Regions from separate parts of the Mus musculus genome. Here region 1 is linked to region 2. The links are chromatin loops, found by intact Hi-C in ENCODE. Cell type or tissue: heart. All regions are shown on one strand. Each heading gives the region's core, and the rest is flanking DNA. Links, peaks and the distances in the headings are about the cores only.

What was found. Peaks named below come from ENCODE experiments on the same cell type or tissue, not always from the same donor. Only the 100,000 strongest peaks of a DNase experiment are listed, where the experiment ranks them.
Region 1: it touches region 2 in a loop (4-fold over the local background); 18 of 42 quality-filtered maps call a loop at or near these places.

The regions. Positions count from the first base shown.
Region 1 is chr2:120,856,922-120,873,435 of GRCm38, forward strand. Ubr1 (ubiquitin protein ligase E3 component n-recognin 1) reads right to left here. Exons shown (of 47, transcript NM_009461.2): 42 at 16,203-16,311; 43 at 14,068-14,124; 44 at 11,305-11,382; 45 at 9,469-9,639; 46 at 7,397-7,498; 47 at 3,351-5,870. The coding sequence ends at 5,729. It overlaps AV039307 (expressed sequence AV039307), which reads left to right. Exons shown (of 4, transcript NR_038350.1): 2 at 5,267-5,403; 3 at 6,373-6,497; 4 at 9,409-9,769. Among named protein-coding and RNA genes, the nearest start is that of AV039307, 15 kb to the left of the region's middle. In heart, for the core only: a CTCF peak has its summit at 9,838 (motif pointing left); no DNase peak of the experiment used is centred there.
Region 2 is chr2:120,473,514-120,490,027 of GRCm38, forward strand. It overlaps Capn3 (calpain 3), which reads left to right. Exons shown (of 24, transcript NM_007601.3): 2 at 7,170-7,239; 3 at 8,597-8,715; 4 at 10,978-11,111; 5 at 11,668-11,836; 6 at 12,820-12,963; 7 at 14,561-14,644; 8 at 16,155-16,240. Among named protein-coding and RNA genes, the nearest start is that of 4931402G19Rik, 12 kb to the left of the region's middle. In heart, for the core only: no CTCF peak of the experiment used is centred there; a DNase peak (open chromatin) is centred at 9,588; H3K27ac peaks cover 1,227 bases.

The DNA of each region.
Region 1 (16,514 bases), core at 5,176-13,175, 380 kb after region 2:
AGGTATGTGAGTATCATGCTTTGCGTATGTGGGTATTTTAATATCAGTGACTGTTTAGCATGGTTCATTCCTCCTGCTGAGCTGACCCTGAAAGATCCTGACAGAATGTAAAAGGACACAGAAGCCCTGAAATTGGCAAGATAGATGTCAGTGTTAGCAGAACTAGCTTCACTGATTTAGAAAAATAGAGGTGCACAATGCTCTGACCACTCCTTGAACCTGTGTGTCTGTCAATGTTTTGACCATTCCTTGACCCATGTGTGTGCCCACTGATGAAGCCCATTGCCAGGTGTTTGTGATATTGGTTGCTGAGAAAGAATCAGAAAATCTCCCCAGCAACCACAGCCCGGCCAATCCTGAGTTGCTACACCTGCACCAGACTCTTTCCTTGTTTCCCTCCTATACCCATTTCTTGAGGAATCAATCATTTTAGAATAGACATTGTTTAGATCTGGAAATCCCCTACTCCCCCCTTCTCCTTTCCCCAATGAGGGCCTATAAAAACTGGGACCTCTTTCCCCTCGAGGTCAACTCCTCTACTGCGTGGGATATGAGTCGTCCCCAGAGCTCTGGCTTTCCCCGAATAAAGCCTCAACAAGCTCGGTCTATCATGAGTTCTTGGGTGTCCGCTATTGTCCTGAGGCCTGAGCGAGGGGCTCCTTTCAGAGTCTTTCAACCCCTTATCATTTTATTCCATTTCCCTAACCGATCTTCCTTCCCAGACTATTGAGTAGCTGGCCAGCCAATCAATTCTCTCTCTCTCTCTCTCTCTCTCTCTCTCTCTCTCTCTCTCTCTCTCTCTCTCTCTCCCCACACACACACACACACACACACACACACACACACACACTTTTGATTTAGCTGCACTTCACCTCACATGACTACTCTTGTGTCTTGGGGTGGGGCTCCATTTGCATCTTATTGAATTTCTTTCACACTCAGTACCTGCATATCTTGTTCTGTTTTGGCACTTATTTACTGGTTACACACACACACACACACACACACACACACACACACACACACACACACACACACACACGGATATATGGATGTATATGTTTGTGTATGGTCACGTGTGCTATGGTATGCATGTGGAGGTCAGAGGACAGCTTGTGTAGTCAGTTCTCTACTATTTGTGGGGAATCTTTCTGGAATAAGCATCAAACATCAATGAGAGTAGAGAAGAGATGTCACCAGTGGATCAAAGCCAGGACAGCTCCTGAAAGGCTTCAATCCTGGATCCAATTTGCATTCTCATTTTATATTCGAAGACCAAAGTGGGACAGGCAAACAAGCAATATTTTACAGAGTGTATGTTGCAGTCAGCAGGTTGTTAAGGGCAACAACCCATTGTTCCAGCTCTTTCTCCATGTCATCATATTTCAGGTAGCCAGTGACATCATGCTTGGCAAACAGGCAGTGCCAGCAGTGCTTTAATAAATCACCAAATGAGCATTTAACAAATGGTCTTTTCTACCTTGTTCTACTTCTCTACCATGTGTGGTCTGGGGATGGAGCTCAGGTTGTCAGACTTGGTGGCCCGTGCCTTTACCAGCTCTCTCTGGTCCCCCGTGTGCCCTATTAAAGGTGAAGTCAAACCATGTCCTTATAAGCAACGTAACTTGGGTATAGTTTTTTCATTCAAGTTAATCACTCTGTCTTGTAGAACTCGTTTCATTTCACTGGTTAGCTATTTGGTGGTAAGCAATTATGTAACATATCTTAAAGTTTTGAGTTCTTTTCTTTCTCTCTTAGACTTTTCCTTTTGGCTAAATGATTTACTCCAGTCATGTTTTGATCGCTTACTATTTTCTGTTCGTCTACTTTAGACTTTTGCTTTATGGTTACTATAGGCTTAAAAAAACCTCAGAGTTTGGTTATAACAAACCAATCTGTATGACAGCAGTATAACTCGAGGAAAGGAAAACTACATTAAACAACAAACCCTACACTTTTGAGATCACTCTTCCTCACTGAACTTTAAATGCTTCATTTCCTATCTTCCTATTTGACTTGTATGCAATGGTTAATCTCAATTGTCAGCTTGGTGAGATCTAGAATTACCTGGGAGATGAACTTCTGGGCGATTGGCTTGATTGGCTTAGTTGAAACAGGAAGACCTATCCACTATGGTGAGAGGGACAGACCATACCTGAGCTGAGATACTAGCCTATACAAAAAAGGACAAAGTGAGCTGAGCCCAGGAATTGGTTGCTTCATACTTTCTGCAGATACAATGTGACAAGCTACTTAAGCTCTTGCTACTTTTAACTGGGAGCCAAAATAAACTATTTTCTAAAGTTGCTTTTTATCAGTGTATTTTTATCACAGCAATAGAAAAAGCAAGACACTCTCATATGCCATTATTTTCTTTTCAGAAACATAACTATGTTATGGAGGCTGGTCTCCAAACTGATAGGCTCAAGCAATCTTTCTGCCTCAGACTCCTTAGTCATTGGGTCTGCCAGGAACAAACTACCCACTTTCCTTGGCTTATAGAATCTTTTTTTTTTTTAATGTAGAATTTTTTTTAAATCTTCTTATTGTTTAATAGTGGTTGGCCTACTGTTTTACAATACTAGAACATTCTGACTTTATCTGTACAGTCACTCTTGCCTGTGAGTTAGTATCTTTCTTTTCTTGTGGTGCTGGGAATCAAACCCAGGTCTTATGCATACTAGGAAGGTGGTCTACTTGACCTAAATTCTTAGCCCCAAAGTCTCTTTTTTCTTTTTCAATCCTGAAGGCTAGCTTTATCTTGGCTGATTTTCCCCCTGTCAGTACTATGTACATCTTAAGTACTTTCTCTTTGCTTATAAGATTTCTGAGAAGTTTGCCATCAGATAAACAGAGACTCTTTATGCTTGTTTCTTTTCTCTTGCAGCTTTGAGAATCTTTATATTTTATACCTTTGAGAGCTTAATTATGACAATGGGGCAAAAGACTGAATTAAAACCTTCCAGTTTTGTACTATGTCATAAAATGTGTTTAATGTAGGCATAGAACACTACATGCAAAGAATGTATGTAAATCTACATATGGTGATGGAATGTATAGTCAAAAAGTTTGGAGACCATTAACCCTAAAAGTCTGTGTCTTGAAAAAACTTTAACCTGGGTGTGGTGACATATGCCTATAATTCCAGTTCTTCAGAGATGGAGGCAGAAAGATCAGGAGTTCAAGGCCAGCCTCAGCTATGTCATGAGTTTGAGCACAGCATGAGCCCAAGAGACTCTGCCTAAAACAAACAAACAAAACATGGCCGAACTTACATACTTTTAAGTAGAGCTCTTTTCTAGGTAAGGTTTTTATACTTCAAACCCAAATGCCCAAACATGAGAAGTCCCTTTTTTCTTTTTAAATATACACATATAAGATATTTTATTTCAAAAAAGCACAAGAACATTATACAAGTTTTTAATTTACATTTTTGCAATAAAAGATATCAATATATGCATCATCTGTATAACTTCATCATGAATGGAATTTGAATCAGTGGTATAAACATGTTGCAGTCACTAAATATAGATCATCATCACAGTGAACCAAAATGCATAGTTGTTATGAAATGACAAATGACCACTAAAAGGTGAACTCACAGCCCATACACTAACAGAATAAATTAATTATACAGATATATGTTTATCTTTACTGTATCATTAAAATCCTTGCCAGCCCCTCACCAATATTAAAAACACAGAGTCAGAGCCATCCCACTAAACCAATTCTTTCATACACTACACTACATAAAGTGACTTGGTTGCTTAAGTAAACTTCTTAGCAGACTTAAATCATTTGTCATGATGAATACTATTAAAGATCCCGTGGGCTGGGGCAGCACTGTGACCTAAGTCTACCTCCAGTGCAGAAACTTCCATCTCAAGAAGCAGAACTGAGTGATGAATTAGGCTCTTTGGCTAGTGCTAGCTAGTCCTCCTAGCAGCTTGAAAGCTTAGCTCCAGGGTTTACAAATTGAATCTAAGAAGGCTAAAAATAAAGTCTTTATCCTTGGCAAATGGGGGCCAGATGACTAAGGCAGAAATGAGCATCTTATGTTGCCTATTCTAGCCCAGATTTCAGAGCTAAACAATCTCTCAAAAAAAAATTATAGAAAAAACAAAGGGCAATGTTCAAATTTCTTAATCATATTGGCAAATGGCACAAGCCAAATACTGAATTTATTGATTTTTGTCTCTTATAATTGCTGTGAACTGTTCATTATAGTTGCATCTAGTTCCTGCTTTCTTCTGAGTAGTATTTATCCAAGTAGGAAATCATGATTGTGAGTCTGGTGCCTGCTCACACCAATTTCTTACTGCAAAACCCACTTTTCATTCCATAAAAATGGCAACAAATTTAGCCCCAAATGTGCATCACTGATCACTTATCAAATGTATTTTTACTTCCTGGTCTTCACTAAACAGAAGGCAGGAAAACACTTAGACACACACATGGCAGCAGTAGCCAAGGGCAAAGGAAGAGACAATCTCCAAACACATCTTTCAACTGCAATATTACCCAATACCACAAAAGCTAAAATAAGTATCAACTGATCTACTCACAAGGTCTTGATATAAAACGGTAAAGCCAAGAATCAAGAGGTCTATGCACAGACTCAGGAGAGCTGCATTATTTATACGCAAGATGGCTCAACCACAGCAGGTTATAACAGGACACACACCTGATTACGTTGCTTTTTTGTTATTGTTGTTTATATTAATCATAAACAGTCGTTTATGAAAGGTTTCACCTAGACATCAAATCAAGGACCTGTTTCTTACAAGCCATAGAAGGTTGCAGAACTGGCTTAAATACAGTGTTCTAATTTCATCTCTTATGACCATTCACTGGGGCAATTTTCTGATTCCCATTCTACAAAGAGTTTGCTTCAAAACAAGAGTTTTCTGAGAGACAATAGGATGGGGCCCCAAGAGACGAGATCTTACTGCAGAAATCTGCCTTAAGAAATGTAACTGATGGAGAACTTGTGACTCCACAGAGCTCCCTGGAATCAGGTGAGGATAACAGGCTTTTGTATAAGGAATGCGTAATGAGCACATTCTCCTGAATCTACTTGAGGTCTATACTGGAAGGATGCTTTCCAGACTAGCACAGCTAGCACTCTCCATAGAGAGATTTAGATCTGTTTCTGACTGAAGCCGTAGGTGGTACAATAAGGATATTTCCTTAAAGAAGAAAGATGTTTACATGTTTTGAAATTTTTAATTGAAAGAAACTGCATAGTTGTGCAATTCCTCTTTAGACCATCACAGGTGATCAGCATCTTTTCAGATCTAACCCAAGCTAAACTACACTCGAGAAACACCAAATACAAAGGTGCAGAGATGTTAGCCAGATGGAGAAATGTCCACAAATGCTTAATGTGACCTCATTAACCAGGTGGGTGATATGAAATGAACTAGGACAGTTATGAAGGGAAAGGAGTTTTCTGGAAATATTAGCAGAAATAGACACTTGGATGAACAAGCATTTCTTTAGTGTTCTAGAACATAAAACATTAATCTATGTCTTGTTTTTCCCTTGAAGCTTATGTTTGATAATTGAAAGCAATATTCCATTAAGGAATATTTTATTAATGTGTGTGAATCTGGACATGGATCAAAAGACCCTCCAATACTTCCCCGTCCTCAGAAAGTTCTCTAGAATTTTAGATCAGTCTTTATTATTGATGTCACTCATGATTGTCTTGAGGCAGAACTGGAGCTCAGAGTAACTGCCAGTTGAATCCAAATAGCATCTGATTAGTCTCCTGGCTCCGAGCAATCTCTTCTATAATGCAGTGCTGTTGCCAGACCAAATGCAGCTTCCGATACCGCTCCCGAGATAAATGAAGTGGGTTTCCTCTCCTTCAGGAAAAAAAAAAAAAAAACAAAGCTGACATCTAAGCTTTAACAGTGCCATCTCTAGTCTTAAATCAGTACACACTACCAAGACATCCCTGCAGCTATGAGCGCAAGCATCAGGACGAGGCCCAGAAACAGGGCAACTCTTCACTGATTACTAAGAACTTGGCACACCACTTAGTTAAGGAAGCAGAAATAGACTATTTGGGAAATCAGGTCTCATACATAATGAACATAATGAGACCTCATTTAAACAGGTTCTAACTTGAAGCAGCTCTGGTCTTTTCTGGTGGATAGCTGAATGAGGTTCTAATGGCTTTCTGTCCTCACAATTTACCCAGCTTCAGTTTATGATTTTGTGTAGGAGGTTAGGTTTGAGGCATAACACTAAGACCTTAAATCATTCTTCTCCTCAGAAATACTTTGTTTTATAACCTTCCCTATGATTCATCTTGCACATGCTTGGTGAACACTTTCTTGGTTTTTGTTTGTGTTTTTTTCTCAGTCTTGTTACAGTGTCCAGGCTGGGTGTGAACAGTGATACTCCAGTGACCTTCCTGCTTCATCCTCCCAGGTAGCAAGAACTCCGTATAGATGTGCATCATCATACCTGGCTTAGCAAATGTTTAAGTAAGTACATTTCTATTCCAGGGTTACCTAGTTTGCAACACTGTGCCAGCTAACACAAAAAGTCTGAAGTCTGTTGAGTACAGTCATAGCGATACCTGGCATCTCAGTCCCTGGAACATCAGATGTCTCAGCAACTTGTCAACTTTCACACTGTTTATCATTAACTTAAAAGTTCCACATTTTTGTACTTTTCTAGAACAACTCAAGATTATCCTCAGTTATTAACTATTTTGTTGTTGCTATTGGTTTTGTTTTTGAGATAAACTCTCACCATGTGGCCCTGGCTGGCCACTATTCAGATCTGATGAATCTTAAATTCAGAGACTCACCTGCACTTGCCTCTTGTGTACTGGAATTAAAAGTGACCTCCACCCTGACCAGCATTAACTACTTTGACCACTCAGTACCTTCCTCTTAAACTTAAAGGCAAGTCAAATGCTGTCTCGATAAAAACAAATCCCTATATAATCCATTAGAGCCCAAGCCCTATCTAGTGAGTCTATTCTTCTGGATGATATTTTAAAAGAATAATAAAGTTTGGGAGAGAACTCTGTCAGTCAAGTGCCTGCCATGCAAACCTGAGGGGCCTGAGTTCAAGGCCCCAAACCTACATAAAAAGTTGATAACATGTGGTACTGACCAGCTACTCAGCCTCCTAGCATCAGGGAACCTGTCTCACTGTCTCACCAGGCCCAGGTGCTAGAAAGTGGGCTCAGTGGTTAAGATACTAACGACTGTCAGAGGACCAAGGTTCAGTTCCCAGCATCCAAATGGCAGCTCACAAACATCAGTAACTCTATTTCTAGAGTTTACGTTTAAAGAACTATTAATATACACATACAATAAAGCAAATAAAATATAAGACAACTGATTAAACCTTCCACTAAAGAAAATCTTACTTTAGCCCTGGGTCTGTTTCTCCATATTCATCCAAGTAAGGGGCTGGGTAGGCACAGCCTCTGGCTTTTCCTTCCACCAGGACCACCCTGCATTCTCGGATTCTGAAAAGTAAATCCAATGTTAGCAAACACTGTTAGATACACATATGCAGATGATAGACATCGAATCAAAGTTAAAGACAAGACATGCTCAGTAAACATTTAATGAAAAGGCAATACAGCCGTGGATGAAAACACTATACTGTGGGGTGTTTTGTTTTGTTTGTTTTTGAAGAAAGGTCTCTCTGTGTAGCCCTGGCTGTCCTGCAACTCGCTCTGTAGACCAGGCTGGCCTCGAAAATCCACCTGCCTCTGCCTCCCAGTGCTGGGATTAAAAGGCGTGCGCCACCACTGCCTGCAATAAACTGTTTTGTCTGAGTAGAAGGAACAAACACTGCTGTTTTTCTTGATGCAATAGAAAAGGATCCATGAGCCAAGTGTGGTGGTGCACGTCTTTCTGAGTTCGAGGCCAGCTTGGTCTACAGATTGAGTTCCAGGACAGCCAGGGCTATACAGAGAAACCCTGTCTCGAAAAACAAAAACAAAAAAAAACCAAAAAAAAACAAAAAAAACAAAAAAAAAAGGATCCGTGGATCTAGAGAAATGGGAAATTAGTAATTCTACCTGGATATACTGAATGGGAGACTGTCCTGTGAGCCATAGGACCCTGGAGAAATGTGGCTGGGCCTATTTTTGCCTTTTCCTAACTTGCTACTTAGGCAGAAGGGGGCTTCAAGGAAGGATAGAGCACCCTCCAGTCTAGAACTGTTAAAGGCTTTCCTAGTTCAAGCCAACCTCCAATAGTACTTTGAGGACACTTGAGATGCTTATTGCAGAGAAATGGTTAAGGACCACAATGAGAAATCATAAGGCAAACAAATTACAAAAAATAGTTGGGATAGACAGACTTATTCCTGTGGCTTCAAGCAAACAAGTGTTTGAGTTTGACTTCTATACCGTTCTTTGCTCTTGTCTCAAAGGTTGCCTTTTTTAAAAAAAGATTTATTTATTTATTTATTTTATGCATATGAGTACCCTGCAACTATACAGATGATTGTGAGCCATCATGTGATTGCTAGGAATTGAACTCAGGACCTCTGCTTGCTCTGGTCCCTCTTGCTCCAGCCCAAAGACTTATTATTATATGTAAGTACACTGGAGCTGTCTTCAGACACACCAGAAGAGGGCGTCAGATCTCATTACGGATGGTTGTGAGCCACCATGTGGTTGCTGGGATTTGAACTCAGTACCTTTGGAAGAGCAGTCAGTGCTTTTACCTGCTAAGCCATCTAACCAGCCCCTCAAAGGTTGATAATATATCTTTAAGCAATGATAATATATCTCACAGTAAGTCTTAAGGGTTTATATAGGCAAAAATTGAATTTCACAGGAAAATGGACAGAAAAAACACAGAAATCAACTTTAAATTTGATTTCTCCCATGCAAGCTATCTTCGTTTATAAATAACTATTGTTCTAAGTAGTCAATCGTTTGTTTAAAGAAGGAAATAAAAACATCTTAAAGAAAGGCAAACATAGGCCTGCACTTGGGGGGCAGGATCTCTGAGAGTTCAAGGCCAGCCTGGTCTATATAGAGAGAACCTGTCTCAAAATAAATAGCTGGGTATGGTGGCCCATGCCTTTAATCCCAGTACTCTGGAGGCAGAAGCAGAAGATATCTGTAAGTTCCAGGCTAGCCTGGGTTACAAAACAAGTTCAAAGACAACCAGAACTACACAGAGAAGTTCTGTCCCAAAAAACCTAAATAAATATACAAGTAAACACACACATAAATAAGGCAGTCTGAAATTAATAATCTGCACATACTTTATAAGCATAAGTTTTAGGATTTCAAGCTTTCCTTTCATATCTAAATATTACACAGAACTGGGGTCACTGATATAAAGCCTATGCCATTAAAGATTTCTCTAACAATGAAGGAAATGTAAACAGAATATTATTTTTTTTTTAAAGAACTACTTATTCTACTGGCATATTCACTCGATACGTGTTTCCAGATGACTCCATACTCACTTTAAGAAAATGCAGACTCCAGCACCACAATGAAGCGCATGAAAAACGCACGCTCCAACCTCTTCCCCATTCACTATTTCTTGGCAACAGATGTTCTGAGAACACAGGATGGCCCCACAGAAAAGACAGAGGACAGGATGCTTTCGCTCATCATCTGCAGACCGTGGACACCTCAACAGGGGAAGACACATTCAGTGTGTTGGAAAACAAGAAGCACATCATGTATCTATTTAGTAATAAAGCCTGTTCCATCACTCACCCTACTCAGCAGAGAAATACAGGAATTTGTATTGCTCTTCCAGAAACTCTTGAGATCACTCTAGCCCCCCCATGCCTGCCTGTAACTACAGCTCCGAGGATCTGGTGCCCTCTGCTGGCCTCCACAGAAATTTGCACACATGAGTCATAGACATACATTAATAATAATAAATAACTCTCCCCCCCCCAAAAATTTTTTTTAACTTAGCTCCACTTAAAGGAGGCCTATGCTACCAGAGAATCTTGCTCCAGGTGACTGGTCAGCACAGCCTCCTGAGCCAGGCTCATCTGTGCTGCCCACTGCTCAGGAATTTTCCTCTAGCTCAACCTCCTATACCAAGTGATGACCCCAGTACCCCCTGCTTGAGCCGGCCTATGCCTGGGAACCTCCTATGCCAGACCTGCCTGCTCTTTACCTTGGTGAGAGAAGTTTCTTACTGAAATGGGTAGTTCACTTAGGGGCTGGTGAAGATGTAAAGACATAATGTCCCATACATTGCTGGTGAGACTGTTAAATGACACAGTGGGTTTGACACTAAAGAAAATCAAACATATGGCCTAGCAAATGACCTATGTATACATTCACATGAAATGAAAATTGTACATTCATCTGGCAGCTTGTATGTGAATGTTTATAGTACATTATTCATAATAGCTAAAAGGAAGAAACAATTTCATAAATATGAATGCCCATCTATGGAAGAAAATATAGACAACTGTGGTCTATATGTATAATAAAAAATATTAACCAAAATAGGAACAAATTTAATACAGCTACAACTTGGATAAGCCATAAAAACATATTGAGTGAAAGAAGACCCAGATTTCTGCTATGATGACACATCCACACAGCTAATCTCACAGAGTGAATCATCAGTGAGGAGGAGGCAAAAAGCCAGGGGCGTGCAAAGGAATCGGTGTTACAACTCCTCTGTAGTGGCGAGAGTTTGGACAGGCAAGAGGCAGTGAACAGTACAGCCTGCAGTAGTTCTGCGACTCTGTCAGTGATGAATGACAGAAGTGTGTACTGTAGCATGGTTTGAGGAAACCGAGTACAATGGATACACAGCAGTCTCTCCTCTTTTTAAAAAGATTTTATTGTACGTATGTGAGTACACTGTTGCTGTCTTCAGACACACCAGAAGAGGGCATCGGATCCCATTACAGATGGTTGTGAGCCACTATGTGGTTGCTGGGAAGTGAACTCAGGACCTCTGAAGAGCAGCTAATGCACTGAACCATCTCTCTAGCCCCTGGCAGTTACTTCTTAAGCAAGCCATACCCAGAAATCTGTGTGTATGTGTGGGGCTCAGAGACAGCTTGAAGGAGACTGTTCTCTGAGACAACAGGCTTGGCAGCTCCTTTACCAGCTGACCCCTCACTGGCCACTTTTTCACAATGAGTTCATTGGTTGTATGGTAGGCCAAATGCAAGTTCAGGAACGTTACAGTCTCTCTCTCTCTCCTCGCACGCACGCACACACGCACGCACGCGCGCACACGTGCACACACACACACACACACACACACACACACACACACACACACACACACACACACACACCCCTTTTCTTCTTACCTAAAGTGAGAAGCCTGATTTAGAAGACAGCTGTAGTCCTCAGGAAGCTCTATCAAACTATTTCTTTTTCTAGGGTACCTAGAGGCATAGTTTAAAAGACAGTGTTATACATAAGTAGGCAGATTAAAACTGAAGAAGGCTTCAGAGCATGCTACATTTACTTATCTATAAACTAAGGTTGAATATATTCCAACCATGGGCAATTCATCAATTTAATGTTTTCAGAAAAAATAAAGAAGAGAAATATTAAATGAACTTCATTAAGACTCAACAGTTTAAAAGATGTTAAATATAAGTATGAAGGAACTGGGCATAATTGTGTACATCTTTATAATCCTAGCATCAAGAGTCAGGCAGATCTGAGTTCAAGACCAGCCTGGTCTACATGGTGACTGTGTGTGTGCATATGTATACATTTATTAAGGAAACTCCCAAAACTCTTGAAGACTAAACAAGATACTGAAGTGAAACAGAATATGTTTAGCACTTGATATTCAGTGGCTAATGTTAGCATCCATTTCCTTTACAAGAGACGGTAAAAGACCCATGTAGTCTAAGGAGGGTCATCTGAGTAACAGGAGATTCTCCCTAGATGAAAATCAATTTATATTTTATAATTAAAAAATACTTTTCTTAAAGATTTATTTATATTATATGTAAGTACATTGTTGCTGTCTTCAGACACACCAGAAGAAGGCATTGGATCCCATTACAGATGGTTGTGAGCCACCATGTGGTTGCTGGGATTTGAACTCAGGACCTTTGGAAGAACAGTCAGTGCTCTTAACCACTGAATCATCTTTCCAGCCCCTAATTAAAAAATATTTTAAGAATATTATTTATTTTATGTATATGGGTTTGCCTACATGTATGTCTGTGCACCATGTGTGTGCTTGCTGCTCAACTTGGTCAGAAGACAAGGTTAGATCCCCTGAAACTAGAGTTATAGGTAGTTGTGAGCTGCCATGTAGGTGCTGGAAATTTAACCCCGGTTCTCTGGAAGAGCAGTATTCTTAACTTCTAAGCCATCTCTAAGCCTTTCACTTATAATTCTTAATTCAGCTAAAAATAATCTTCTCTAAAATTAACCCTGCCTCATTAAGAATTGTCTTATCAGGCATGGCAGCATGCTTGTAACTCTAACAGAGAGGAAACTGAGGCAAGAGGACTTTTTAGTTTGAGGTCAACTTGGGCTACATGCTATATAACAGTTGTAGGCTAGCTGGAATTACACAGTAAGACACAGTCTCAAAAACACCAAACAAACAAAAGAAGAATCTTTTCCTCTTTAAGTTTCCTTTTTCTTTTAATTTTGTAAAGATAGGTCCCATTTTGTAACTTGGGTTGGTTTCAGATTCAATGTGTAGCCCAGGCTGGCCTCAAATAAACAGCAATCCTTCTATCTCCGTCTCTCAAGTATTGGACTACAGGCACACCTACTTTCCTCTTTATATTTCTTTAAGGTATTAGTGGTATATCCTATATATTATTATATTTTGTGCTATAATGTTATATATATATACTATATATAAATCATGCAATGTATATAAAGTATACACATGTATATAACTAACTAAGATTGCCAGTTGCTCATAACCAAAGAGTATATGTGTGTTATCTCCTTTCAATTTCTCAGATTATTTCAGTACCATGCTGTGGAAAGATATTTAAAAGGTACACCATGATATGAAATAAAGAAAAAACTGCATGATAGTACTAGTTGAAAAATATATATTGACATCATAAGCTTTTCTATTTCTCTATATAGCGGTGTCTTTCCTTTCTGGGTACTGACCGGCCGCAGGGCTACTGTTATCAATCACTAACGTTGGGTTGTAGGGAATGCAGCTTATGCATATTTCCTGTAGCTGAACGGAGTTCAAGGGCTGAAGAGAAAATGGTACTAGGAACCAACTCTTGTATCAGTTTACTGAAGCAACTCAATCACATAACAATTAGATAATACACAGAATGTAATATAAGCCAGGCCACAGGCAAACGTGCCATTCTCTTGTTTGCTGTTTAGGGATTTAGGAGGCTGGAAGATATATATAGACACACTCACATGCCAGAGAAGACAGGCTTCAGGGAAAAGGTGGCATTTGGACATGTACTTGAGGGAAAATGTAGATTCGGACAGACCCATAACTCAAGAGAAAAGAGAGCTGAGGAAACTTCTTGTTAGTTTGGAAATAGTCTCATTTCCTTACAAAGCCCAATCTGGCCTGCCACTCATATGCCTCATACCTCAATCTCTCTCTTGGATCACAGCTATGTACCATCATGTACAGCCTAAGAAAAGTTTGTCTTTTTTTTTTCTTTTTTTTTTTGAGATATGCATGGGGTCTAGTTTCTAAGCATATACACAAGAAGGGGAGAAGACTGTCAGATCTATTTATATTGTTATTCTCAAAGGGTGGGGAAACTGATTTATATGAACAGTGTAAACCACCACCTCCTGGCTTTAGTAAACCAGCAGCTCCCAGACACAAGCTCCGTTGCCTTTTGACAGGCAGGTACCAATTCAAGGATGATTCCTCCAGTGGAGCTGGTGGCTTCTGACAATTTAAGAAGGAAGGATAACCATTTCTGAGAAAAAAATCAGTGTAGGAAAAACCTGATATCTGGCGGCAAAGACCAACAGATATCCAGGAAACAGTGAACTGAGAATAAAGGGGACAGGCTAGAATTAAGGCAAACCAGCCAAGCATTTTAGAAACACAGTTCTGGATATATCGAAAAGATTTAAATAGTAAAACCAACCTGACCACAGCACTTTTCTGCTTCAAAGACTTGAGTAAGGCAGGATCTCCACACCACCTGTAAGTGGAGTCAAGAGAGAAGGAGGCTGGTCACAGGCAAACTGCAGTGCACATCAGCTGCTCTCTTCTCTCTAATCCTCTCTGTGTATTTAAGTTTACCTCTTACCCTTTTCTCTCCTTTCCTACTCTCCCAACCCCTTCTAAATCCTTTTTCAAGGATTTGGTTAATTAGTCTTTAGAACAGAAACCATCTACAATTTAAATGAGAGAAATTAATAGCAGGAAGTAGCAATACCAGTAATAATAGGGGCTCTGCATACAGCGTGTGTGGTAGGTATACTTGCCTACTCCCAGGAGAAGTGACAAAGGACCAAGAAGGCCCTTGAGACAAAAGGCCTTTAAAAAAAAGGAAAAAAAAAAGCCTTAACTATTTGCCCCAGTGCAGGTCGGAGGAGTGGGAGGAAAGACGACATCACTGTTGCCCTGGGTTGAGTCACCAGTGGGTAACAGGATTGCAGCAGGCTTTTCTGGTATCAGTAGAGCCACAGTCCCTACTGAAAAGATGTCCTGGGAGGCAGAGAGGTGGCTGGGAACTTTATCCTCCCTTGCTTCCAGCCCCTTGCTTGTGCCTCCCACTGGATCAACTGACAAAGAACAGACCTAAGGCAAGCAGAGCCAGGAAGAGCACAAATGGCAGAAGCTTTCTTCATACTTAAACTAAAATAGCACATCCAAGACTCAGCCACTCCATACTCAGCTGCACTATAAATGAAGTTTGTGTCATTGTAATAAAACAAGTGACGTTAATTCTAAACCATGAATTCTAAAAACAATTCATTTTGATTTTATGAGAGATCACAATGCCCATGAGAACTCAGGAAGCAAAGCAAAAAGCTGGCAGAGAGCCTAGGGTGTGGGACTAGGAGTCCCACGAGGCAGGCTAGCATTCACCCAGCTCTGACGTGGGCATGAGAAGGAAAAGGGACGTAAGGAGGACAGACAAACTCATAGGAGAGTGAGAATTCAGAGTAACACGGTGAAACTGATTGTAAGAACGGTAGGACAGACAGGCATAGGGAGAGGGAACTGGAGTCAGACGCAAACAAGGCGTCAGGATCAGGTGCAGCAGAGTCTTTCTGAAAGGGAGGCACATGCCTCTCTAGTCACTGCAGGGCTAGTTGGCTCTCAGCCACTCTTCTGACATGTGTTCTACCACATTCTCCACAGTTTGACATACAGTTCCAGATTTCACTCTCTTTATCCTTTTACATAAATTCTCATGTACTGAGAAATAGATTCAAATGTGCTACATAATCAAGGGATAACCTTGAACTTCTAACCTCTAGCTTCTACCTCGGGAGTTGTGGGATTTTAGGCACATATGCCATGGTGACTGCTTTATAGGGTGCTGGGTGGAGGCTGAACAGAGACTTCGTGCAGGCTAGGCCAGAACTCTACAAACTGAGCAATACTACAAGCCCCAGTGTGAGCTTGTTAGGTTTCTTTCTTTCTCGAGACGGGGTCTTACTCGGTAGCCTGGGATGGCCAGGAACTCACAGAGCTCTGCCTTCCTCTGCCGACCATGATCAGTCTTTTGATTCTTAATCATGATTCTGTTTATGAGCACTTCCTTCTCCCCACCACATTTTAAGATCGGACCAAAATAATAACTGTACAAGAACCAAGTAAAGTGAACGGGGTGCAGCTGGTCTCAACCCCACTCCTTAAGTGCGTGCACTGAGAATCTCTGTACGCTCCTGCCTCTTGCAGCCAATGTTAATCTACTGAAAAGCTTAGAGAATAATAGTAATTTTAAAATTTTTGAAACTAAGAGAAAGGCATTGATTATGGTCCCCATTTGTAATTCCAGCATTTAGAAGGCAGCTGAAAGAGAAACAGGAGTTCAAGGCCACCCTTAGTTACATAGTGAGTCTTAGACCAATCTGGGCTCTATTAGACCCTGTCTTAAAAACATAAAAGCAAATGTTTCACATTGATCCCTGGAGGAGTCTGAGGATGAACAGAGTTTGGGGTTAACACAGCAAAATCCTGTATCAAAACCAATCAAAAGTTTAAGATAAACATAAAAAAATTCAAACTAGATAAAAGCCATCATTACATTTGCCCCCATAGTACCTCTGTAGTAAGGGCCTTATGGTATCCCAATATTCCTGGAAAAGCAGGAACAAATTTGTGGGTAAAGATAGATAGCTACAGAGTGCACTGAATTCTCCTTCAGCAGAATCTGCAAGAAATATCAAGATATATTTGATGAGCACATTATTCTGATCTACAGTGTTAAAGGAGCTCTTCATTATTTATACTCATTTCTATCTGCTCCATAAAACAGTGGGTGGCAAGTAAGCCACAGTGATCCTTTTATAAAACGAATGTGAGTCACCCCATCAGATGGCTCCTATGACTATCACTTAGTATACAATACAAAGT
Region 2 (16,514 bases), core at 5,424-13,423:
CCAAACAAGCTGTTCTCTGAAACAATACTCACAGCCCTCCGCATGTTCTCCAGCTCCCCCCACCCCCAACCCTGAGACTGCTGTGGGCAATGGCCAATTAGGGCCAGGGGACCCACTTCTCCTCAATCCATGCAGAAATTTTTGGCTTGTTTGATCATTTGCAGGTATGCAATCATATTCACTGTTTGTATTTGTAAACATACAGTCATATCTGCCAAATACTGTTTGTCTACAGACACCCACCTCTGCTGGCTGTTAGAGTCTTTTTACTTCCTCTTCTGCAAGGTCTCTGAGTCTTGAGACGAGGGGCTATGATACAGATGTTCCATTTAGAGCTAAGCACACCACGGTCTTACTCTCTGAACACTGACTAGCTGTAGATCTCTATATTGGCTGTTGTCTACCGCACAAGGAAGCGTCTCTGATAAGGTTGAGAGATAAACTAGTCTATGGGTATAAAGACAAGGACATAGAGGACAATGTAATACTACATTTAGCAAAATAATAGTATTAGGGTCTCCACTAGGTACTATGGCCTAACCAGTCGTGGGATTTGGCTCAGTTAACAATACCAGATATGAGTTCCATCATGTGGACTGGATTTTAAATCAAACCAGAAAGTGGTTGGTTACTCCCATAACATTTGTGCCACTATCACATGAGTGGGAACATTTTGCCAAGATAGTCATTGTAGTTCATGGAGTTCATGGCTAGATAAAAGTGCTTAATACCTTTCTCCCCGAGTAGAATAAGTAGAATATGGCACTATAAAAATCTATCCAGTAGAAATGAAGCTTTTTGGTTACTACCAGCTTGAGTTACATTCTGTGACTGAAGTGTGTGGTGTGTTCAGGGACTAGGTCTTACTATCAAGCTCTAGCAAGAGCGAGAGCAAGAGCCCTAGCCTGTAATGTTTAGAGGAATCCATGGTCCACAATAACCAGCAATATGAAAAGAGATAACCCATACCTAGCATTGGTCCTTTTATTTGATAGCCTACAGTGCCTGGGGAGGCATGCTCCTCTATTATAGGGTTAATTTAATTTAAACTCTCTTTTATATGTATATATTTTAGGAAGTTTTATACAATAGTAGGTTTCTATGAGGCATTTCCAGTGGTCTTTAGTGTTAGTCATCCTTCCTCATACGCCCCTTTATTCTACCCTCTCATATCCCAGCCCATTTAAGAAAACACACTTTTTAGTTAAGAATCATTTTCGGCTACTACAGAATCCTGGTTATAGAAATGATTCAAATTTTAGTGGAACGAAGGGTCTCCTGATAAAATGATTTAGAGTACTGGACCTGGGAAACAGCTCAGTAGGAAAAGTGGTATAAATCATGCGAGCCCAAGTTCTGCCCCCTGGACCCAAGTTTTTAAAAAGCCAGGCGTGACAGAATGTATTCCTGTGATCCCTACGCTAGATACACAGAGACAGGTGCATTCACGAGGTTCACTGGCCAACCATCCTAGGCTAATCAGTGGACTCCAGGTTCAGTGAGAGGACCCTGTTACCAGTGGTCAGCGTCTGAGCTGGGTGTTTCCAGGGTCTTGACCTCCTACCCAAAGAATTGAAAATAAGGGCACACATAGATTCACAAAAGAAGCAAGATAATTAAATTGTAAGGGAAGCAGTAAAGCAGATTATAGGGAGGTATAATGTCAAGATGGACGGCAGGCCATGTGAGTGCTCATGGACCTAACTCATGTTTGGAATTTTCTTTTATGATATGGGAGAGAAGGAGGAATTGATTACTAAGGGTATAGTTTGGGCAATTTATTTTGATTGATAGACTAGGCCATACATTTATTTTCCCTACTGTGCCTGTTCCTTCCCACAATGCGTCTGATTTTGGTCTCTCTCTCTCACATACACACTTATATACAAACACACACATACACACTCAAATAATACATTCACATTCACACACACACACACCGAGAGAGAGAGAGAGAGAGAGAGAGAGAGAGAGAGAGAGAGAGAATAATATACACAGAGAGGATAATAAATAAATAAATAAATGCAGAAGCCAGCCCATACCTCAACTTGGGGATATTTGAATCCTGAGATTAGGCCACAAAAACTTGGATTTTTATTTGTTTGTTTGTTAAATTTTGGTTTGCTTTTGCTTGTTTGTTTTGCTTTTGTTACAGTCTTCCTCTATAATTAATGGTGGCTTAGGACTCTCCACGATGGCCAGGCTGGCCTATAACTCAAAGAAATCCTCCTGCCTCAACTTCTCAAGTGCTGGGATTGTAGGTCTGTACCATCACACCCACTGGAAAGCTGCATTTCACATGGCTGTAGCATTTAATGTGGATGCCAGAAGTTCTGACTACGCTTTAAGTTTCACGGAGTAGATGTTGGCAGAGGATGTCAGTGAACTGGTGGGGACTGGACAGCCTAGCATGCAGCCTGCCAGTCTCACCTTCCCGGTGTCTTCAGTTCTCTCTGTAAACGTAATGACAGTGTGGGGAAGCCACGCACTCTTAGGATAGTACCCCAGCACACACAGGCTGGGATGCAACTCAGTAGGGAAAGAGCTGGCTTAGTATGTGTGAGGTCCTGGGTTTGATCCCAAGCACCACCCAACCAGATGCACTAGTCCATGCCTGTGCTCTCAGGACTAGGGAGGTGGAGACAGGAGGATGAAAAGTTCAAGGTCATCTTGAGCTACATAGTAAGTTTGAGGCCAGCCCAGGCTACCTGAGAACCCCTGTCTCACAATCAAAGTGAAACATAAAACACAAACAACAGAAAGCGCTCCAACCCACATTTACCTGCTGCTCCCAACTCACACATTTCCTACCCAGGGATGCTAATCGTAAAGCATTAGGTGTTTGCATTCGCCCTGGAGTCAACTGTAATAGGGATGCTTGCCCTCTGCATCCTCATAGATCTGAGCCCCTAAGGTCTGCAGGGGGTGGGGCAGGAACATCGGGAGAAGGAGGCTTCATTACCCTCAGACAAAGGCTTGCAGCAGATTCCTCCTATGCATTCAGCAGCCTGTATAGGATTAGTGTATACAGCATGTTTAGAAGGCCCCATGCTATATCCCATTGACCGCCAGTGTCAAAGGCATGAATGCCTTTTGCTGAGGCAAGGGGAGCTCTCTGAAACTATATTTTCTCTTTTTAAAGCAAGAGTCCCAGCAAGGCTGTTGGAGGTGCCCTAAAGGTCCACAAGGCATTGTTATCTGTCCCCTGAGCCATCTCTGGCTGGCTCGCTCCCCCTCCCTGACTCCTTTCCGACTTGCCTGTGTTGCCCCTAGACCATGGGCTCAGGGGCCTCTGGACAAAGCTGCTGACTCTGACCACAGCCTTTCTCTGGACCGTGTTCATTTGCATCAAGCTGCTGAGGGTGGAGGAGCTATATAGGCTCTGGGCCATTCACCAGAGGATTAGGCCTGGGCTGAGGGTGCAGCTGGAGAGGCCGCAGGGAAGGCCGGGTTCCGCTGTTGGTCATCATGCCCTACCTGCTGCCGGGATTCTTCTGTGACAGGGTGATCCGAGAAAGGGACAGGAGAAATGGAGAGGGCACTGTCTCACAACCTCTCAAGTTTGAGGGGCAGGATTTTGTCGTTCTCAAACAACAGTGTCTGGCTCAGAAGTGCCTCTTTGAAGACCGTGTCTTCCCAGCAGGTGTGCAGGCCCTTGGCTCCCATGAGCTGAGCCAGAAAGCCAAGATGAAGGCCATCACTTGGAAGAGGCCAAAGGTAGGGATAAAGGGGGCATGGAATCTGTAGACAGATGTTGGGGAACTGGGAGTAAAGTGGTCAGAGCGTGGGGCTGTGGATTCACCCCAACTCTGAGCAACTAGCTTATTAATGTCCCCCTTACCCATAAGCCCCAGCTCCAAATACCTAACTTCTTATGCTAGAAGCTAAGGATGTTGTTTTCTATTCCTGAACTGCGTGGCGAGGGTTAGGATGGCCTTTAGATCCCTGAGATTATATTTAAGAGTGCCAATGCATTGATTTAAATTCCCATAAGATTCGTAGGTAGAATCAGCTCGGTTCTTCCCGAGACCAGGAGTTTGGGGAGGGAAGAGTGGAGTGGTGAAGAGAACAGAGGCTTGAAGTTTCAGGTCCACAGAAGGGATGGACAGTGAATTGACAGGAGGCTGGAGGCGAGCCTTAGCCTTCTGGACGAAGCTGGTTCATTAGCATGGTGTCAAGTCTGCTTAAACAGAAAAGTCCCCGCTGACCAGCCAGACAGTTGATCCAGGCTGCCCTATCAAGGGGCATCCTAGGAGCCCCAGCATGGCAGCAGGAGGACGTCAAAGCCCTTCTTCCTGCAAGGCGGTGCCTATAGCTGCAAGGGAGCCTGCTATATTTAGAGCTGGCAAGGAGTGTGCGTGTGCGTGTGCGTGAGTGTGTGTGTGTGTGTGTGTGTGTGTGTGTGTGTGTGTGTGTGAAAACCCAGAACATCTGCAAGGCACATTCTTTACTGTATATGCAATTTTTAATTAGTTAAATTACTTTTTAAATTTTTAATTAAATTTTAAATTAATTTTACAATTACAGGATTACATAAAAACTGTAAAGATAGCGCTGGGCTCCCATGTGTAGTCCCTCTTACCTGTGCTTTTCACTCTCTGCAGTTTTTGCTGACCTGTAGTCAACTGGGGTGCGAAAATACTAAATGGGAAATTCTTGAAATACTTCAGAAGTTTTAAATAACCTCCACTATTGTACATTGTTTTAATTATTCTATTTTATTGTAGTATTAGTCATCTCTCATTGATTTATGAGTTAAACTATTGGTGTGTGTATAGGAAGGAGTCTAATGATCTATATGGGCATTGGTCATAACCACAGTTTCAGATTCCTGGGGGTCTTGGGATATACCCCACAAGTAAGGAGACCGCTACCTTTAGTCCAGTTTTCCTTGTTATATCATGACCTGTACCTCGGCGATCAGTAAGATTGATTTGTTATTGAAAACAAAGTCCACACGTTATTTCCTTAGGGTTCTTCCTCTGTCTTTTTATGTTCCAAGACTCCTCCCTTGTATTCACTTATGTGTCTTGTGTCCTTAGCCTCCCCTCTCAAGTTTTCCTGGTTTCCAATGAGCTGTGCACTTTCACAGAGCACTAATCAGGTATTTTGTAAAACACCTCTCATGGCATCTCTCTCGAATTTTCTTCCGAGTAGGCTGAACTTATGGATTTGTTTGGGTTTTTTTATATATAATTTTTTATTTATTTTAAAGTAGCTGAGTATTTAAGTATGTGTATACCACATGCAGTGCTCATGGTGGCCACTGGATGGCACTGGAGCCCTTATAACTGACCATTACAGACCAACTGAGCTACAGACCATTGGAAGGCAGGTGCTCAACAAAGGCTGAGCCATCTCTCCAGCCCTGGGCTTATGTGCTTTGAGGAGGCTGATCGCAGAGGTCAGGCACAGACTGTAAAATGCCTCCTCACTGCTCACATTGACTACTTTGATATGTTGCACTGCTTTGGGTGCAGAAAGTCTTATAATTCTGCATGAGAGGTCTGTGTACTCTGTGTGTCTCTGTGTAGCCCTTTATACCAATACTGACTTATGCCTATTCATTGCCAGGAGAGCTATGGTATGATATGGATGTGCCTTTCTATGTAGTAGGATGGAGACAACCTTGAGTGTGAGGGCAGAGCTCAGCTCACTTGGGAGAATTGTGTAGTTGTGAGGAAGGAGAAAGACAGTGAGACAGAAAGACAGAGGACATGTCTAATTAGGGTTTCTATTGCTGTGATGAAACACCATGACCAAGACAACTTGGGCAGCAAAGTGTTTATTTCAGGTCACACTTCCAGGTAAGGAACGGCCCATCACTGAGGGAACTCAGGGCAGAAACTCAAACAGAGCAGGAACCTGGAGGCAGGAGATGATGCAGAGGCCATGGAGGGGTGCTGCTTACTGGCTTGCTCTTCATGGCTTGCTCAGCCAGCTTTCTTATAGAACCCAGTATCATCAGCCCAGCGATGGCCCCACCCACGATGGTCTGGGCCCTCCCCCCTCAATCACTAATTTAGAAAATGCCCTACAATCACATCTTATGGAGGCATTTTTCTCAGTTGAGGCTCCCTCCTTTCAGATAACTTTACTGTGTCAAGCTGACATAAAACTAGCTAGCACAGAACACTTCACAGGAATAACAAGGTTTCTTGAAGCTGTGAAGAACAACATTAAAAATCAAAACACTGAATCTTTAATGAGTTTAAAAGTTTTTTAAAAAATTGCCGGGTGTGGTGGTGCACGCCTCCTTTAATCCCAGCACTCGGGAGGCAGAGGCAGGCGGATTTCTGAGTTCAAGGCCAGCCTGGTCTACAGAGTGAGTTCCAGGACAGCCAGGGCTACACAGAGAAACCCTGTCTCGAAAAACAAACAAACAAAACAAAAACAAAAAAATTTAAAACGAAGCAGACACTGAATGAAATCAAGAGTGCTGTCTGTTGGCTGCTGATGGGCGTGACTTAGCCCATGGGCTTGGAAACTGCAGCTGCCACCATTGCTGCTGTGGGTGTGTTTGCCCCTTCCAACTGGGGAGGGGGGAAGAGGTGAGGCTCTCGTGGGGTTTACAGTCTGCTTCCGCAACTGCCAAGGCCTGTGTCCGGATTTCTAAAAAGGGAAGATTGTTCTCCTCCTCCTCCTCCTCCTCCTCCTCCTCCTCCTCCTCCTCCTCCTGCTCCTCCTCCTCCTCCTCCTCCTGCTCCTCCTCCTCCTCCTCTTCCATCCTGTGCCCCAGTTTACAGAAAACAAAGCCATAAGTTCTGCAGCCTCTTGCCCGTCCCCCCTCTCAAAGAACATTCTACCCAGTACGTGGTATGGAAAGAAGAGGGGACAGCTTTGAGGCTCTTACCTCCTCTGACCCTCAGATGTTTATTGTTCATTTTGAGACAGAGTCTCCCAATGAAGCCCGGGCTGACCTTGAACTAGCCATGCTCCTGCCTCAGCTCCTCCAGTGCTGGGATTACAGCTGTGCACCAATACACCAACTTCTGAGCTTCAGCTTTCTGGTTTCAAAAGAAGAGCGCTGGCTCTCCTCTTGGATGGCTGTGGAGGCCGGGGAGGGGGACAGTGAGTGTAAATCTTTGGCCCCCAGTGCAGTAGGCCATCAGCTCAGCCAGGACTCCTACAATGGTGTTACAATGGTTGTTTCTGTTTTGATTTCACAGGAAATTTGTGAGAATCCCCGGTTTATCATTGGTGGAGCCAACAGGACTGACATCTGCCAAGGAGATCTAGGTAGGAAAAATCCTCTATGTCCTACCAGGTGACCCAGGGTTAGTTAACCTGAGAGATCTCTATTCAGGATGGGAAGGGATAAATTCTGGTTTCTCTTTTAGTGCATCTCCTAATATTTTAAAATAATTTTTATTTATTTATTTAGTGAGTGAGTGTGTCTGTCTGTCTGTCTGTCTGTGTGCACATACCATGGCCTATACCTGTGAAGGTCAAAGGACACCTTGTGGGGGCCAGGTTTTTCCTTCTTCCGTGTGGCATCTGGAGGTCAGTCTCAGGTCCTCAGATCAGGCATCTCCACACTAAAGGAAGTCTTTTGGCAGAGGCGGCGTCTGCCATGTAGAGGAGAGGACAAGGTTCTGTCACCTTGTCGTCTGGACTGTTCTGAGTCCCTTCCTCTCCTCCACCTTTTGTTCTGGAAGCATCCTCCCTAGGCAGACTGTAGGAGAGCTCTGTGAAGAGAAACTGGAGAGAACATTAAAGGACTATTTAAAACTTGACCCAAAAAAAGCAGGAACAACTGAAAAATACCTATCACTTTGTTCCAGAAAGGGAGGCTGAGAACACCTCAGGTACAGTGGCTTCTGGCATCTGAGGGACACTGCCTGGAGGGTGTGGACAAATTAATCCCTGAGCCCTCAAACCAATACACTGCTTCTGAGCTGAGTCAAGGCAGGGAGATAGGGGGTTTGGGTGGTTACAAGCCTCTCTTCCCACCAGCAGTGTGGCAGCTAGCCTGTGCCCCCAGTAGAGCTATGGAATTGTCAGGGTACCAGGCATGTCCCTTTGGCAGCCTTAGTGACCTGTGTAGAATGGTTCTGTGGCAGCTAGCTGCCCAACACCCCTGCCTTCTGACACACGTCTGCTTAGCTGATGGTTCTCTAATACTGTTTTCCGTGATGCCAGAAGGGGAAATGGGCTCACCCTACAAAGACAGAGGACAGCCATAATTACCACTGTTGTCTCTACTGAGACCATAGAAGGAAGTGACTTATTTATTTATTTATTTACAATGTAAAAAGCAAGAGGAATTTATTGTTCCAACATGTTGCGGTTGCCCTGCACATGGAGAGAGAGAATGACCAGGAAGTGTTTTATTAAAGGAGGAATCCATTGCCTAACTTAGGAAAGCCTGTCTTGAGAGAATGAGTTACCCGGTCCTCGTGCTGCTCGTGCCGTTGAGGAGCTCCTGTCCCTGACAGTCTCCTTGCTTGAGCTCACACCTACTTGAGGGCAGGCAGGAAGCAGGGCAGTGGGCATCCCGAGTCATTAGCTATGGGGAGCTTCTTACTGGGGCTGGCAGGGCTCTTCTGAGAGGGGAAGCCCCCATCTGACTACCTGGGTCTGTTTTTGCTTGCAGGGGACTGCTGGTTTCTTGCAGCCATCGCCTGCCTGACCCTGAATGAGCGGCTGCTTTTCCGAGTTATACCCCATGATCAAAGTTTCACTGAAAACTACGCAGGGATCTTCCACTTCCAGGTGAGGAAATGGGGGTGTGGTTGAGACAGCAGCCATACCTCAGTTAAAGATAACCTCAGAGAAGGCACCAAAATGTTCCGTGCTGTAGTAAGGAGGTGACCTTCTCTTGTCTGTAGTCTGTCTGGTGTCTGTGTCTCTCTCTGTGTGTGTGTGTGTGTGTGTGTGTGTGTGTGTGTGTGTGTGTGTGTGTGTGACCCATCTGTCCTTGTTGCCTGTGTATCTAATGAATGTATGTGTTTGCTGTCATGTCTGTGTTTTTTCTCATCTGTGCCTGTGTCATATGTCTGTTGCCTAGTTGTATGTGTGTGTGTGTGTCTGTCTGTCTGTCTGTCTGTCTGAATCTGTGCCTAACAGAGGGCTTTGGTTTGTATTCATTGAACAGTACAGAAATTCTTTGCAGAAATCTTGAACAGATTTTTACAAGGAAAGAAATCACTTTATTGACCTCAAATCACCCAGAGAATCAAAAGCACAAACCCACAGACATATTATCAACTTACATCCACGTGTGGCTTCCAAAATGGGGTAGTTGTTGCGTACCGTTGCTTCCAACCTCTTGGCTGTTTTCAGGAAATTATTACCACAGCGTGCATAATCTTAGGTCATGGTAATAGTAAAGTACATAACTTGAGATTAAAGCTGTGTGTTTAGCTTAGGTTATAAAGGCTGATTACTTGGGAAATCGAAAGCATAATGAGGTTGGCTGCTCTGTTCTCTGAAAGGCCCATTAAACTTCCCCAGGCTGAGTGCAGAGAGGCCAGCAGGCTAAGTACATAGCCCTAAATGATCTCAAGGCATATTATTAACTTGGCTGCAAGGTCCCGGAAACGTTCAGTCTCTTCTGAGTCAAGAGATATTTTCAGACAAGTATAGCACCACCCAGCCACAGTCTGGCCACCCTGGGTCTCCCGGCCTTGACTTCCCAGCTGGCTCAGGAAAGGTTCTACACACCTACCTGTGGGCAATGACCCACTTACAGCTACAAGCTTGCAAAGAAGCAGGTGTTTATCTGTGCCCTCCAACTTACATACTTTCCACTGTGCCCCAGAAAGGGGGAGAGAAAGTCATCCAGGCTGCTGGCTTGAGTGCCTATTCTTGTCCTCCAGCTGGCTGGCTGCTATGTTATTGCCTGAAGCCCCCCCCCCTCAAACAGGTTCTTAAGATGCTCAGCCTGAAAGTGTTGGATTTTTTTTTTCTGTGATCCCTGGCTCATGACCCTGTACCCTTGACAGAGGAGTCTATTTACCTTCCTACTGCTATCACTTACCTTTCTAGGTCTTACCAGAAAATTCTGGTCTTCTGGGCATTTAGTGGCTGGTTTGACCCAGCCCTGAAAGTATTGGTTCTAGAATTAATTTATCCATTAGAATTTTTCTGGGCACTGATCATCTTGATGCAGAGACAAATTCTGGGTTGGATCAGAACAGATCTGAGACCTGCATGTGGGGCTCTGGAACTTTCTGTGGTTCTGAGCAGCGTGCCTCTGGCCCTGAAACTTCCTAGTGTCGAGAATGACTCAAACTGATCAGCTGACATCCCACTCCTATGGTACCTCAGCATATCCAGTGCACTCCCCTTTTCCATTTTAGCCATCAATCAATAAATAAATCAGTTGGGTGTGGTGGCACAGACCTATAATGCCAGCACTCAGGAGGCAGAGACAGGAAGATCAAGATAAGTTCGAGGCTAGCCTGGGTACCTAGTAAAAACAAGTTGTTTATCTGTGACCCCTGACTTCTCATCCTTGACGATGTGCCATGGGAAGGGAGGGAGGAAGGCATACTGCCTGCTGACCTGTGTGCCTCAAACACAATAGAAAGGAAGGGAGGAGGGGAGGGGAGGAAAGAAGAAAATGGGATAAAGAGAAATACTTTAGTTAGCCCTACAGCTTTCCTTAATCATGAGTTCTCAATCCTGGGCGGGCACTGGAATCACTTGGGATACACGAATGTATTTAAACTAGGTCTGTCCCAGACCTATGGGCAAGGGAGAAAAGTCTCAAACCCTAAGATATTCAGAGGACCTACTATGTCTAGAACTGGGCTGGGCTTTTGACAGACACTAAGGGATATGCAGTTTCCTGTTTTGCAGAAGTTCATGGCCTAGTTAGAGATAGATTTACACACTCAAAAGCCAGACTAGAATGAACAAGCTTCAGGATGCAAAGCCCAGGAAATGGTAGGGTTTTGGCTCAGAGTCCTATAGGATGTGGGATCAGGTAAGGGAGTGCACAGGGGTGACTGGGCTTCTTTCTTCTTGCAGTTCTGGCGCTATGGAGACTGGGTAGATGTGGTCATTGACGACTGTCTGCCAACATACAACAATCAGCTGGTTTTCACCAAATCCAACCACCGCAATGAGTTCTGGAGTGCTCTCCTTGAGAAGGCTTATGCCAAGTAAGGCAACATTTAGGATGGGAAACATTTAGGACTACAGGGGTGGGGGATATGGATTTCAAGATTCAGCCAAAGTCTCCTTCACATGGGGCTAGGCATGTGAATGCATGCTCATGTGGATTGTGGGAGTCCAGTAAAGAGCCCGAGTCAGCTTGAGATCAGGACTGGGCAGTAGGAGCCCTATCTGAAAAACATAAAAGCAAAAAGATATAAAGATGTGTGCAGTAAGTCTTCAGCTTCCTACAGTCAGCTCTTTGATCCTGCCTTCATCATGGTGTTTCAAGTCTTCTTCATCAGCTCATTGCTTCTCTGGAGTTCAGCTCCTAGGATCTTACTTGCTTAAAACCATATACTTGTAGCACATTCATAAGACCAGGTTGTCTCTTACCTTAGCCCTCCACCTCCGCCACTAGATTTAGCAGATAGTGGAAGAGGGCTGTGGGAAATGGGGACCGTCATGACAATGCTTCTGGCCCTCTCTGGCCTAGAGTTAACTCAGCTTGTCATACTTCCTGGAACTCCTAGACTCCAGACTGCCTTTTGTCCTCTCTCCAAGGCTCCATGGCTCCTATGAAGCTCTGAAAGGTGGGAATACCACAGAAGCCATGGAGGACTTCACAGGAGGGGTGACAGAGTTTTTTGAGATCAAGGATGCTCCGAGTGACATGTACAAGATTATGAGGAAAGCTATCGAGAGAGGCTCCCTCATGGGCTGCTCCATTGACGTAAGTGTGATTCCAGGGAGGCCCTTCACTCAGCTAACAACAACACACAGCTTCCTCCTGAGATGGGGTGGATGCTGTAAAAGCAAGAGCCACATTGGTGAGATGGCTCGCTGGTAATGACACTTGTTACTAAACCTGAGGACCTAAGTTTGATCTGGAATCCACATGGTAGAAAGACAATGGACTCCCGAAACCTGTTGTCTGACTTCTGCATGCACTTCCTCCCCACACTAAATAAACAAAAATTTTTAAAAGAAACTACCAGTAGTTCCAGCAATTGAAAAGTTGAATCCAACCTGATTTGATTAGTGAGGTCCTGCTTCTAAAAACAAAGAACATGGATGATGGTTAACTTTAAAATTGACAGTTTTTCGGTGGGAATGTGTCCCTGAAGGTGGGGTGCTTTCCAAGAAAAAGAATGAGCCATGACACTCCAAACATTAGAATTCTGGTAGCAATAGACCAGAGGCCCCACTGATTGGCCTCTCTTGTCCAGACTGCTCAGCACAAGCGTGCCCCACAAGCCAACCACATCGCTGGCTATGGATCTTTGCCCTTAGAAAGTTCTGTAGTCGCTGAGTTTTGACATCACCTCAGTCCTTGGACTCTGTGCTGCAGTCTGGATGATCTCTCTGACCCTCTCTCAGGGTACCAAGATCATATGAACTGAGACAGGAACAAGGAGAGGACCCACCATGGCCTGGTTTCCCCAAGAGCTGCTTTGGGAATAGTAGTCTGGGGTGGGGCAAGCCACCTCCTGCCTCTTTCTCTCCCAGCACTCCCTGTGGGTAGGAAGGCTTGGTTGTCACCACATGGGAGAACTCTCCTGTCCTGTCATTGTCTTGTATCTTTTCTGCATTTACGCTCTGTTGATGTCTTTCTCCTCTTTTGCTTTGCCTGTCGCTCCCCCTTCCCTTCCCGCCCTCCCTTGTTTGCACTCTTTCTTTCCTGGGTTCTCTACTTTCCTTCCCATTGGGCCTCAGGATGGCACGAACATGACTTATGGAACCTCTCCTTCTGGTCTGAACATGGGGGAGTTGATTGCACGGATGGTGAGAAATATGGATAACTCGCTGCTCAGAGACTCAGACCTGGACCCCAGGGGCTCAGATGACAGACCGTCACGGGTGTGTACATCTCCAAATGTCGAGACTGACTAGCGCCCCCAGATCTGCATGGCCCATCCTTCTGAAGTCAGTGCCAACAGAATAGATTCCCTCCATTTTGGTAACTCTCCTCTAAGGAACACAGGGCTTCAGTGCTATGTAGTGCTTGCATCCTCCTGTTTGAACGGCCCATGTGCTTCCTGAAGGACTGAGCCAGACAGAAAAGCACAGAGGAAAAGTTAGTCTATATTTTCTCATCTAAAGATAACTGCCCAGGGTTTGGTATATGGTCCTTCTGGGCACAAGCTTAAACTATATATTTTTTAAAATTGTATCTTAGTATATGTTACATCTTTACAGCCTGTTTTTTGTTGTTGTTGAGTTTTTTGGTCCTCCCCCCCCCCCACCAGCAAGACAGGGTTTTTCTGTGTAGCCCTGGCTGTCCTGGAACTTACTCTGTAGACCAGGCTGTCCTCGAACTCAGAAATTCGCCTGCCTCTGCCTCCCAAGTGCTGGGATTAAAGGTGTGTGCCACCACTGCCCGGCAAGGTTCATATTTTTAAAATGCAACTAAGTATTCTTTTTATATCATTTTAGTAGCTGTACAATATTCTAGTGTACAAATATATTATAATTTACTTACTAACACTCTATTATTGAAGAGTTAGAGGGTTTTTTTAAAGTCTGTTTTTCAAAAGTGCTGTAATAAGCATAAAGACAGTTTTGTATACACCCATAATGGTTTCTATAGGAGAGTCTCAAGAAGAAAACTGCTGGTCAAAATGATAGGCCGTGTAGCGCGCCAAAAGCCATCTCAGGCAGCCTCTGAGCTATAGCTGAGCGGATTAGTGAGTGCCCTGCCCTAATCTGAGTCAGATGAATGAAATCGAAGACACTAAGATGAAAAAAGTTCCAGACTCACCTACACCTGTCACCCTGAAGGCGGCTTCAGGAATTCACCTCCATGTGGCTCCCAGAAGCTTCCCCAAAGCTGTTGTTACTGGGCCAGCGGATGCTGAGATGCCTGTCGAGAGCTCAGAGGGCGTTGGTGGTCTATCTACCCTTGTGCCGAGGAACCCTCAAGAACTAGAACTTGAACATCTTTGCCCCTGAATTCAGGCATAGTCCTGTCACAGCAGGGAACCGCCCCGTATGTATTGCCAGCATTGGGAGTCTTGACTTCCATGTTCTAGTAAGTGTGAGAGAGGTGAAGTGACAGCAAGAGAACTCTCTTTCTCAAATCCTTCTTTGGGGAATAGTCAACTCTAGATGGGCTCAGAGGAAGGCACAGACCCCAGATGTCCCCCTCTCCTCTGCTGAGGAAGTCTAGAATGGAGGGGAAATTCTTTTACTTACCTCCTATTCCAGGACTCACCTTGATCTCTGGCCATCAGGGCAGCAAGATCAGCTAGGAGGAGTAGGGCAGCATCTTCCTGTTGCTCTTGAAAAACCAGCGAGGGTCTGACCCTGGCCATAAGGCATAAGGTCAAGGAAGAGAGTCATCTTTAGTCTGAGATAACTCAGAAAAGGACCAGCATGAACCCTTGTCTCCAATCAGCAGAACTTCTGCCCTCCTTCACCCCAACTCCTGACAAGCTGTCTGGTTATTTCTCTACAGACAATTGTTCCAGTGCAGTATGAAACAAGAATGGCCTGTGGGTTGGTGAAAGGGCATGCCTATTCAGTCACTGGGCTGGAGGAGGTGAGTCTGTTGGAGCTTGGTGGGGCCTGGAAACCCCTGAGCTGACCTGCTAATGTCAGGACTTAACTTTCTGTGCCTCTCTCATGACCCAGAGAACTTGCCAGTCAGGTCCAAGCTGGGTTCCTGAGGGCAGAAGGGACCTATGGGACTGACTTGAGGTAGACCTGGCCGCTAATCTTCTGGGTTCAGCTGTGTGTCTAGTGAATGTACACACTTATGTATTTGTGCCTGTGGAGGCAAGGGGTCAGTATTGGGTGTTCCTTGGTGATTCATCTTATTTTGAGACGGTGCCTCTCACTGAGCCTGGACCTTACCAATTGGTTAGGTTGGTTGGTCAATGAGCTCCAGGGATCCGCCCTCCCTGTGCTGGGGTTACAGATATACTTTGCTGTGGCATCTTTTTTACATGGGTGTTGGGGATCCAAACTTGGGTCTCTATTCTTGACCAGCAGGTATTTCATCAGCTGAGTGGTTCCCTGGCCCTTCCCTTTGCTTTTAATGCTGAAGACTGGGATTTTTCTAGTTGTTTCCAAGGAACAACTAGAAACACAGCTTTTGGCCTACAAAGTTGAGCTTGTGTACTGCCTTGTTTCCTGTTCACTCGTGTCCATTTTGCTTCCTGTGGGGTTTCTGAAGTGTCCTGGGTCATTTCCCAAGCAGGATCATTGTGAGGCTGTAGCATGCAGTTGGACAGGTTATGTCCTGAAAAAAAAAGTGGCCTAAGAGGCTGAGTCTGCATCCCCCAGGGCACATGACTGGAGAATGGGGCATCTTTTTCTAACTGATCTGTTAAGGGGAGGCATCTGTCTGTAGTTTATCTATGAGGGGCCTGCTTTAAATCACCCACAGAAAGGTGTAGTGAAGGGTCTCAGTAGAAGCACTTACTGCGCAAGTCTGAAGACTCAAGTCCAAACCTGGGACCCAGAGCAGAAGGAGAGGACTGACTCCAGGAAGTTGTCCTCTATTGTGCACATGTGCACTGAGACACATGCACACCCACCCTCACATCACACACATACACACATGTGCACACACACATGCACACACACACACACACTGAATAAAAATAAGGGCAGGAGAGGTGGCTCTGCAGTTAAAAGCATTTATTGTTCTTCCAGAGGACCTGGGTTTGGGTCCCAGCACCATCAGGTAACTCTAGTTCCAGGAGCTCTGAGAACCTCTGGCTGCCTGCTCGGGCACTTGCAGGCATATGGTGCACATAAACTCACATGGGCAGACATACATCCACATAAGTAAAAAGAATAAAGCCTAACAAAATACTTAATATGTTTCTAAAGCCTCATCATAAATGTTTATCCCCTTCCACCAGTACATACCATGGCCAGATGCCTCACCCTGTCAGCAAGCTTCTGGTTTGTCCACCTGGCCAGGGCCAGGCAGGCAGCCTTTATACTGGATTCTCACAACTTCTACCCAGCCCTCATACCAAATCAGATGCCCCATCTTTCCAAACTTGCTTGAGCTTCCAAGTTGTGTCTCTTTGCCTCAGGCCCTGTTCAAAGGTGAGAAGGTGAAGTTGGTGCGGCTGCGGAACCCCTGGGGCCAGGTGGAGTGGAACGGCTCTTGGAGTGATGGGTGAGGCAGTCCACGGTCAACAGAGCTTGGGGCCACACTGGGGTGGGTACCAAACCATGAGAGTACTGTTGATACTGGTGGAAGATCACTCTCAAACCAGTGACCTACAGAGAAGGACACTGGTGTGGGTTCCCCAAAAGGGCAGGAGGTGAAGGCAGGGGAGCCAGGGACTCAGTGAACATGATGGTGCTTATATTCTTGAGGAAAGGTTCTAGAAGCCTCCATCAGAGTTCTGGACTAAACAGGCAATTCCCTTCTTAGTATCTATCCCCTT